Linked DNA regions of Homo sapiens: region 1 is linked to region 2. A link is a loop called in an ENCODE intact Hi-C map of the cell type or tissue named here. Cell type or tissue: heart left ventricle. All regions are shown on one strand.

Region 1 (5,000 bases), 290 kb after region 2:
ATGGGCGGTGTTCACAGGCGCTTCGGGGCTGAGCGCCCACCAAGTGTGGCGCGCGCTTTTGGGAAACTCCGTGGAAGACCAGGACGGACCCCTGGAGGGTTAGGAAGACTTTGAGACCAGCCAGGGGAAGCCGTGTCCCGGGCCCTGACTGTGGATCTCCTACTCTGAACCACGGACTCCAGTTTGGAAGGCCAGGCTGCCTTTCGGATTGGGGGGTAAGGAAGGGATCCCCAGCTCAGGCAGCCTTTTGGGCTAGGGCAAGGGGACCTCTGGAACCACATTTTTGAATGCTCCCACCCATGATTTCTGGGACAGCTACTGGAGACAAATAGAGGCTCGAAGGTGTCGGGAGAAAGGCTGTGTTCCTGATGTCATGTAGTTGAACTTGGATGTGGAGGAAGTCCAGCTTCCCCTGCAGAGTAAAACCAAGCCAGCGAATGTGGGTGGGGGCCAGCAGCTGCCGACCCTCCTGGGTGATGTGATGGGCTTAGGTGGTAGGAGCCAGGGGCCTGGGGCCAGAGAGGGCAGCCCTAAGGGGGTCTAGACAGCACCTTCTGCCCAGAATGGCAGCCTTTGGTACAAGTCTTTATTTATGCCAGTGGCATGAAAATGTCGCCCGATGAATCCCCAGGGGCCCGTTCTTGGCAAAAGCCCTGTCTCCCAGCAAGATGGGAAGTGATGTCACATTGCACTCTCCAGCCCGCTCTTCTGGGGTTGTTCGAGTTGTGAGATGGTTCGGTGACTGATGCCTCTCATTGTCCCAGACCTTGTGCTTCCCCTGGGAGACCCTCCACCCTGGTGGTTGCTTTTTCCTGTCCCCATGCTTTAGCTTGAGCATCTCCACCGTGGAGGCTGCCCTTGGAGGCTGCACTGTGCTGGGAGGAGAGGGAGACTGGAGAGGGAGAGGAGGAGGAGATGGCAGGGGCAGTGGGGCCCTCAGAGCTGGTGCAGTACTGTGCTGATGTCATCACTTTTGGGGGCCTGCTGAGGCCTGTGGCTGCTCCAGAATCGACACCAGGAGCCTCTTGCTCAGCCTGGGACAGGCACAGCATTGCGGCTGCCAGTCTCCCTGACAAGGACAAGACCTGCACCTTCCAGGCAGAGCCAACTGGCCAGCTGAGGTCCTGCGACTCCTGCAGGGATGAAGGTATAAGGAAAAGGTGAGGGCCACGAGAACCGGCAATGGGACGCTGGCGGGGCTCACCTGGCAAATTGGCAGCACCAGACTCCGGAAGAGAGGGAGCAGAAGGGAGGCAGGCCGGGGACTGCAGAGAAAGGCGCCAAGGCACTGGCAAGATCCTAGCGCCTCAGATCCTGACCGTGGCACCTCCCCACCGACCATTTTCACTTTTCACCCAATGCAGTCGGTAGTTTGCTCTGCGCTTCTCATTCTCAGCAGTTCTGATTAAAGATCAGATCCCATTTTCCTTTTATGCCTTTAAACTTTAAGCCTGGCCACCCAAGACAAATGCTCTATTCAAAGCTGGAAGATACTTAGAAATCATCTGTTACAAGTCCCCAAGCTCAGCGATGAGGACAGTGAGGCCCAGAGATTAACCGACTTTCCCAAGGACACAGGAAGCTCAGGGCAGACCTGGGATTCCCTGGGACATGTGGGACACGGATGAGATCATCAGCGCTCAACCCATCAGGCATCCTGACTCAGATGCAGTAGGACAAGGTAAGGAAACTGGGGGCTGGGAGTTGACAGAGACCTGGCGCCCTGAGAACCATGGGAGGAACCAACGGCAGCAGGCAGTGTGCCTGGGCACTGAACGCTGCCTTCGAGTCGGTCTGCAGCACCTCTGATTGACAACTGTCACTGGGCAAAGTGCCAGGGGGAGAAAACATTCGGCTTCTTTTATGGTTCCTCTTCTTTTCGATTCTGGAAAATCAGGGGGCACTTGAGCCCGGCGGCTGCCTGTTAGGTTATGAGCGCTGTAATTTAGGCTTCCTCCATCAGAGGGCTCCCGACGACACGGGAAGGAAACCGAGCTGCTTCCCATGGGGCGCAGTGGTTTGCAGAATGGGGTTTTTCATTTTATTCGATCCCACGGGTTCAGGCAGAAAAGTTTTTCATTATTAGACTCATAGAAACAGAAAGTTCGCCGTTCGGCATTTGTGTCATCTCCTAGGTCATCCCACATTCCATTTTCACAATACAGAGTGTGCGCTGTGGCTTCTGCTGCTGGCTCTCATTTCTTAGGGTAGGCCTGATTAGTCATGTGTGCATCTGTTATCTGAGGAAATGTAGCAATTTTCCCAGGAGGGGCCGGCCATCCTTCAACAGGGGGGCTAAGGAGAGGTGACGGCGGCCCACCAGCAACGATGAACTCAGCATTCTGATCCAGCTGCAAGATCTTGAAGCCAACCTTGGGTTTCAAGTCAGGCCTGGCGCCCACGTCTTGCCTGGGGAATGCTACTGATTGGCAGCACGAACCCAGACAGGAGCCCTCATGGATCAGCCACTGCGGCTGGGTCGCATCCTTCCCCCTCCAGCCTTTCCCTTTGGGATCTATCTCTGTGTCCTTGTTCGGGACTTGCTGTTCACAGTCTCAGTGCACTTTTGTGTCCAGTGAGTTCCCTCTTTTCTCTCAAATGGTTCCACTTGTATAATGCATACTAATGACCTTCAGCTACTCAGAGATGAATTGCTGCGGTTATCCAGAAGACAGCCCATTTTCTTGTACCAGGAGATGACCTCTCTTCTGCATGGTAAAATAGAGATCACACGGTGTCACACTAGAGGGTGGTGCTCTGGCTTAGGCAAGCATGAGACTGTGCTGTCAGCATCCGCGTGTGCGCAGCAAACTTGTCGGGAAAATGCTGCAGAGCCGGAAAGCTGCCAGGTCCTTCATGGAGATTTAGGTGGTGTCTCGGTCAACTTGACAGAGGTGGAGAAAGTTAGCTGAGAAATTTCACCAGGGTCATCTCAAATGGGGCCAATAGGCAAAATAGAGGGTTTTTTTTGACCCTCTGATGATGTAAAATTATATCTCCCAAATAATAATTTTTTTTTTTTGAGACAGGGTCTTGCTCTGTCACCCAGGCTAGAGTGCAGTGGTGTGATCTCAGCTCATTGTAGCCTCAACCTCCTGGGCTCAAGCAATCCTCTCATCTCAGCCTTCAGAGTAGCTGGGACTACAGGCGCCCACCACCGCCCCAGGCTATGTTTCTGTACTTTTTGTAGAGACGGGGTTTTGCCATACTGCTCAGTCTGGTCTTGAACTCCTGGGCTCAAGCGATCCGTCTGCCTCGGCCTCCCAAAGTGCCATCATACCTAGCCAAAGAATTATTTTTCTTTTTTTTTCTCTTTCTTTTTTCCTTTCCTTTACTTCTTTTTTTTTTTTTTTTTTTTTTGAAACAGGGTCTCAATCTGTCACCCAGGAGTGCAGTGGTGTGATCTTGGCTCACTGCAACCTCCGCCTCCTGGGTTCAATCAATTCTCTTGCCTCAGCCACCTGAGTAACTGGGACTGCAGGTGTGCATCTCTATGCCTGGCTAATTTTTTTATTTTTTAGTAGAGACCAGGTTTCACCATGTTGGCCAGGCTAGTCTCAAACTCCTGGCCTCAAGTGATCTGCCTGCCTCAGCCTCCCAAAGTGCTGGGATTACAGGCGTCAGCAACCGTGCCTGGCTCAAAGAATTCTTGATAGCACCTTCTTGATAATTCAGTTCAAGCCAACAATAATTTACTGGGCATTCACTGACATAAGAATCAGAGCCTGAACCAGGCATGGCGGCTCTCACCTGTAATCTCAACTACTTGGGAGGCCGAAGCAGGAGGATCACTTGGGCCCAGGAGTTCAAGACCAGCCTGGGCAACATAGCGAGACCTCATCTCAACAAAAATAAATAAATATGTTTAAAAAAAGAATCAGAGCTGTAAGTGTGTACAAAAAGTATAAAGTATGCCTGCCTTTAAAAATCATGGCTGGACATGGTGGCTTACGTCTGTAATCCCAGCACTTTGGGAGGCTGGAGTGGGAAGATTGCTTGAGGCCAGAAGTTGGAGACCAGCCTGGACAACATAGCAAGACCCCATTTAAATAAAATAATAATAACAGAAATTTTTAAAGAAAGAATAAAAAAGCATTTTACTATAGGGGTGGCAAGAAGGTGGCAAAGCACTAAGATCCAGGGGACCACTTTTCGGTGACAGAGTTGATGGTTCAGTTTGTGCCTTTTTCTCCTTCCCCTTTGATCCAAATCAAGAATGAAACTTTGACCTAAGGTAAAGAATGAAACTCAGACATTTTGCCAGCTTGCCAGATCACTTGTATTTAGAAGCATTGCTAGTTGACCTGTCCAATCCTGGGTCTCAGATTCCTATTGCAGGGCTTATGTCAATATCTGTCACTTACAGCCGGGCATGGTGACTCATGTCTGTAATCCCAATACTTTGGGAGGCCGAGGTGGGTGGATTGCTTGAGCTCTTCTGAGCTCGTAGTGAGCAGCCTGAGCCACATAGTGAGACTCCATTTCTACCAAAATTAGCTGGGTATGCTGACATGCACCTGTCGTCCCAGCTACTTGGGAGGCTGAGGTAGGAGGCTAGCTTGAGCCAGGGAGGTGGAGGTTGCAGAGAGCCGAGATCATGCCACTGCATTCCAGCCTGGGCAACCTGACCCTTCTGAGACAGAACCAGACTCTGTCTCAAAAAAAATAATATCTATCTATCTATCTATCTATCTATCTATCTATCTATCTATCTATCATATATATCTGTCACTTGTTTTCTTGGGGGTGTGTTGCTTCAGGGTCTGTCTGCTGGAGGTGGGGCATTTAGCTGTGCTTTGTGTTCAAAGGGGCATTCAGATATGTTTATATCATTACTAGTAAATGGCACAATTATATTGTGTTGCAGTGTGTGTGTGTGAAAGCATTCTATTTTTAAATTTTAAATGTTTTAAAGCATGCATTTTTCTAACCTGTTATTTCTTCCTGTTGCAAAATCCCAGGTCCCCTAAAACATGGTGGTGGCCTGTGTGTCTCACGTT
Region 2 (5,000 bases):
CGAGCACTTACAGAGCATTTACCACGTTCCAAGCACTGGGAGAGGGAGCTGGAGGGCCCCACGCCTGGCCCTCCAGTAGCTTCCGGGCCATTGGAGGAGGCTGAGTAACAAACCGCCACCATCAGACTTGGCAACAAGTTCATTGAGGGGTTAGTTGCTGGGGCTTGGGCAGTAAAGAGAGGTGCATCAGAACCCTACAGGGTATCCAGAGAGGGCTCCCAGAGCCTGAGACACGGGAACTGAGTCTCAGAAAACAAGTGAGTGCTGGAAAGTGAGGGGCAAGGTGATCCCGAGAGCCCACAGGAGAGGCGCAAACTGAGAATTGCAGTTGTTAGATGGGGGTCCATGCAGAGGGGCAGGGGATCCCTGATTGGCAGAGCACTGGGAGCCTTCTGTTTGGGTTTGATCCCATGGGGCTGTGGCCACAAAATCAGGGGTTAGGGGTCAGCAAACTATAGCTTGCAGGCCAAATCCCTCCTGCTGCCTGTTTTTGTACAACTTGCAAGCAAAGGACGATTTTTACTTTTTTTTTGAGACAGGGTCTCACTCTGTTGCCAGGCTGGAGTGCAGTGGCGCGATCTTGATTCACTGCAACCTCTGCTTCTTGGGCTCCAGTGATCCTCCTGCCTCAGCCTCCTGAGTAGCTGGGACTATAGGCGCACACCACCATGCTGGGCTAAATTTTTGTATTTTTAGTAGAGATGGGGTTTTGCCATGTTGGCCAGGCTGGTCTTGAATTCTTGAGCTCAAGCAACCCTCTAGCCTCAGCCTCCCAAAGTGCTGGGATTACAGGTTAAGCCACTGCGCTCGGCCAAATTTATACTTTTCTTAATGGTTGGGAAAATAAATCAAAAGAAGAACAATAGTTCATGGCTGGGCGCAGTGGCTCCTGCCTGTAATCCCAGCACTTTGGGACGCCATGGCAGACAGATCACCTGAGGTCAGGAGTTTGATACCAGCCTGGCCAACATGGCAAAACCCCATCTCTACTAAAAATACAAAAATTAGCTGGGTGTGGTGGCACATGCCTGTAATCCCAGCTACTCGGGAGGCTGAGGCAGGAGAATCGCTTGAACCCAGGAGGCGGAGGTTGTAATGAGGCGAGATCACACCACTACAGCTTGGGCAACAGAGCAAGACTCCATCTCAAAAAAAAAAAAAAAAAAAAAAGAGGAGTAGTAGTTCATGACATCTGACAATGATATGAAAATCAAATTTCAGGCCAGGTTTGGTGGCTTACACCTGTAATCCCAGCATTTTGGAATGCCAAGGTGGGCAGATCACTTGAGGTCAGGAGTTCGAGACCAGCCTGGCCAACATGGTGAAAACTCGTCTCCACTAAAGATACAAAAATTAGCTGGACATGGTGGTGGGTGCTTGTAATTCCAGCTACGCAGGGGGCTGAGGCAGGAGAAAGAGAATTGTTTGAATCTGGGAGGCGGAGATCGCAGTGAGCTGAGATCATGCCACTGCTCTCTAGCCTGGATGACAGAGTGAGACTCTGTCTCAAAGAAAAGAAAAAAGAAAATCCAATTTCAGTGTCCATATATAAGGTTTGATTGGGACAAGGCTTCATCTGTTCAGAAGCTATAGGCAGTGTGTGCTCTCCAATGGCAGAGTGGAGGATTTGCACTGAGACTGGTGAACTGCAAAGCCTAAGCTTCTCACATCGAATCCTTTAGAGAAAAATTGTGGAGGCTTTGTGACATGGTATTTTAGACACCCAGTGGTATTTTAGACACCCAGTGGCAAACAGGACAGACAGAAATTGGGGCTCTTGTGGTTTCCATCCTGGAGGGGGATGCCTCTCTCCAGCATTGCCTCTTTCTGAGGGCAGAGACCACGTGGATGGGATCGGCTCCTGGTTCTAGGATTTCTCCTGTTCCTCTTCCCAGGAGTGGAGTCAGCTGTCACAGGGAGCCGGTGACCCTTAAGGCCAGGACCTGCCGGAGCCTCCCATGTCGCTGCTCGCTCTCCAGCCCTCTGGGAGAGGTGACGTGGGCCGTGTGGGGCCAGTGCAGGGCACCCTCTCTGGCATGGCGTTTATGACGTGGTTGTAACGGGCTCCAGGCCAGGAAAAAGATGTACCTGCTCCTACAAAAGCGAGCCCTTCTCATGAGTGCACTCTCTCTCCCTGGTGGAGTAGCAGTGGGAACATCTTTTACCCAGAGCTGAATGTTATTGTTTTGTTTTTCCTTCAGGGACGAACTGTTCACTCAAGGGCAGGCACCAAACCTTGTTTTCTGGGGAGGGGAGGCCACCTCCCATGGCTCCCCTGCAGGGACTCACATGGTCCTTGGAGCTCTCCCTTGAAGGCTGTGAACAAAGACAGAGCGGTCCAGCCCGGGAGTTCATAGCTCCCTTTGGAGCCCCTTGGCTCGGCCGGCCTCTGACTTCAGGGTTGCTTGGCTGAGCAGGGTGCTCCCAGTGTGCTCCTTGGTGTGAAGATATGCCTGTGTCACTTCCCGAGTGTCCCAGCAGCTGGCTCAGGCTTGGCCACCCTTGCTCAGCTGGAGAGCCCCTCCATCAGCAGAGGCAGCCTTGTCGGTGGCTAACAGCAGGGCCTGGAGCCTGAGTGCTGGGGTACAAATGTCGCTCTGCCACTTAGCAGCAGTGTGACCCGGGCAGGCTGCTTAACCTCTCTGTGCCCTTGTATCTATAAAATGTGGTAATACTAGTGCCTGCCTCGTAAAGCCTTTATGAGAATTAAGCGACTTAGCATCTGGAACATACTTAGAACAATGCCTGTGTGCAGGCCGAAGCAGACCTGTCTAGGACACTAACCCGCTGTGTTGACTTCTGATTATCACCAGTTCCAGGAACGCCTCTGAGATTTTTATTTTGTCTACTGCTCTTGCGTAAGAACATGTACTTTCGGTAAATCCTGCCTTTAGGTCAAAATAACCTTTTGAAAAAATATATTAAAAAAATATAAATAGAGACAGGGTCTCACTATATTGCCCAGGCTGGTCTTGAACTCCTAGTCTCAAATGATCTTCCCACCTCAGCCTCCCAAAGTGCTGGGATTACAGGTATGGGCCACCACACCCAGTCCCAGAACAACCTAGACCATAAGCCCTGCCCTTAGGCAGATTCACTTGGCATGCTTACCTTTCTCTACAATTGTCTTATATATTGCTTCCCTATTGGTGTATAAGCCCTGGGTCTGGGAGGGAATGGCGTAGGGATCCATCATCTTGCCTTGCAGCCGCCTGAAATGATGGCTTCTGTTCCTAAGTCCCTATTAAATTTCCCTTCCGAAGCTGGGTACGGTGGCTCATGCCTGTAATCCCAGCACTTTGGAAAGCCGAGGCAGGTAGATCATTTGAGGTCAGGAGTTTGGGACCAGCTTGGCCAACATGGTGAGACCCCATCTCTATTAAATATACAAAAATTAGCCAGGTGTGGTGGCAGGTGCCTGTAATCCCAGCTACTTGGAAGGCTGAGGCAAGAGAATCACTTGAACTCGGGAGGGGGAAGTTGCAGTGAGTTAAGATCGCGCCACTGCACTCCAGCATGGGTGACAGCGAGACTCTGTCTCGAAGACAGAGAAAAAAAGTTCCTTTCTGAGAAATGATATATCAGCCTCTTTGTTCCACCTCTCAGCTCCCTTGGACTTTGGGGGCAGGTTTGCACAGATTTGCACACTGCAAAACAATGGTGGCACAGAATGTTCCTACGCGTTTTTGTGACATAAATAAACAGAGGGAGGTCCTCAGAGGGACCCTGGCTCTCTCCTTCTCTCTGTTCCCAGAGCACTTTATGAATTTGCTCTTCTAGCACCTGGCCGTTTTGTTATAGGGTCCAGGGTGGGCACTGCCTGAAATATCTGTGCCCCGTCCATTACCTTGCAGAGCACCTGGCTCAGTGTAGGCTCTGGGTAAATGAATGAACGAATGAGACACCCCACCTTCCCCAAATTGGTAGAAAATGTTCCTGGAAAAATGAGTCCCTGTGAAGGAAACTTTGACCATAATTTCCAAAGGAATTTCAAAGCAGAGTCCATGTTTCCAGGGTTGACCAGCACGGCTGCTGGGTCTGGCTGGGAACTTGGAGGTTGGCCAAGTGAGCCCAAAGCGAGCGTGTGGCAGGGAGGGAAGAGCAGGTGCTTGTACGACAGGATGGTGAAGGAGGCTTCCAGAGGACGAAGCTTTGGGCCAGCCAGGACCTGCCCTGCTGAGCCCAGGAGAGAGGCCAGCACCTGCTGGCACTCAGCCAGTGGTGGTTTCCCCCAGGACAGTGTGGAAAGGGAGGCTTGTTCGTTCTTTTAGGCTAAGTCTTAGGAGAGACTAGGTTATTAGAATTTTAAGGGCTGGAGCTGAATGTGGTGGCTCACACCTGTAATCCTACCATTTTGGGAGGCCAAGGCGGGTGGATCACCTGAGGTCAGGAGTTCAAGAGCAGCCTGGCCAACATGGTGAAACTCCATCTCTACTAAAAATACAAAATTAGCCCGGTGTGGTGGCTGCTGCCTGTAATCCCAGCTACTTGGGAGGCTGAGGCAGGAGAATTACATGAAGCTGGGAGACAGAGGTTGCCGTGAGCCGAGATTGCACCACTGCACTACGGCCTAAGCGATAGAGAGAGATTCTGTCTCAAAAAAAAAAAAAAAAATACTGGGCATGGTGGCTCACGCCTGTAATCCCAGCACTTTGGGAGGCTGAGGCAGGTGGATCACTTGAAGTCGAGACCAGCCTGGCCAGCATCGTGAAACCCTGTCTCTACTAAAAATACAAAAATTAGCCGGGTCGGGGGTGCATGCCTGTAATCCCAGCTACTAGGGAGGCTGAGGCAAGAGAATCACTTGAACCTGGGACGCAGAGGTTTCAGTGAGCCAAGATGGCGCCACTGCACTCCAGCCTGGGTGACAGAGAGAGACTCCATCTCAAAAAAAAAAAAAAAAAAGAATTCTAGGAGCTGGGTGTGGAGTGGAGTTGGTCCAGGGAAGTTAAATATGATAGTTGGCTCCGAAGCCCAGCAGCTCCAAGGGGCATGGAGTG

What was found. Peaks named below come from ENCODE experiments on the same cell type or tissue, not always from the same donor. Only the 100,000 strongest peaks of a DNase experiment are listed, where the experiment ranks them.
Region 1: a loop joins it to region 2, with 2.1 times the contacts of the local background. A loop is called at or near these places in 15 of 110 quality-filtered maps.

What each region holds. Positions count from the first base shown.
Region 1 is chr1:9,193,593-9,198,592 of GRCh38, reverse strand. No RefSeq gene overlaps it. Among named protein-coding and RNA genes, the nearest start is that of MIR34AHG, 14 kb to the right of the region's middle. RefSeq lists an enhancer at 46-566. In heart left ventricle, CTCF peaks have their summits at 1,759 and 1,958 (motif pointing right); DNase peaks (open chromatin) are centred at 628, 1,952 and 2,342; H3K4me3 peaks cover 1,545 bases; H3K27ac peaks cover 213 bases; H3K27me3 peaks cover 1,213 bases.
Region 2 is chr1:9,480,376-9,485,375 of GRCh38, reverse strand. No RefSeq gene overlaps it. Among named protein-coding and RNA genes, the nearest start is that of LINC02606, 54 kb to the right of the region's middle. RefSeq lists a silencer at 2,340-2,540. In heart left ventricle, no CTCF peak of the experiment used is centred here; DNase peaks (open chromatin) are centred at 1,975 and 2,415.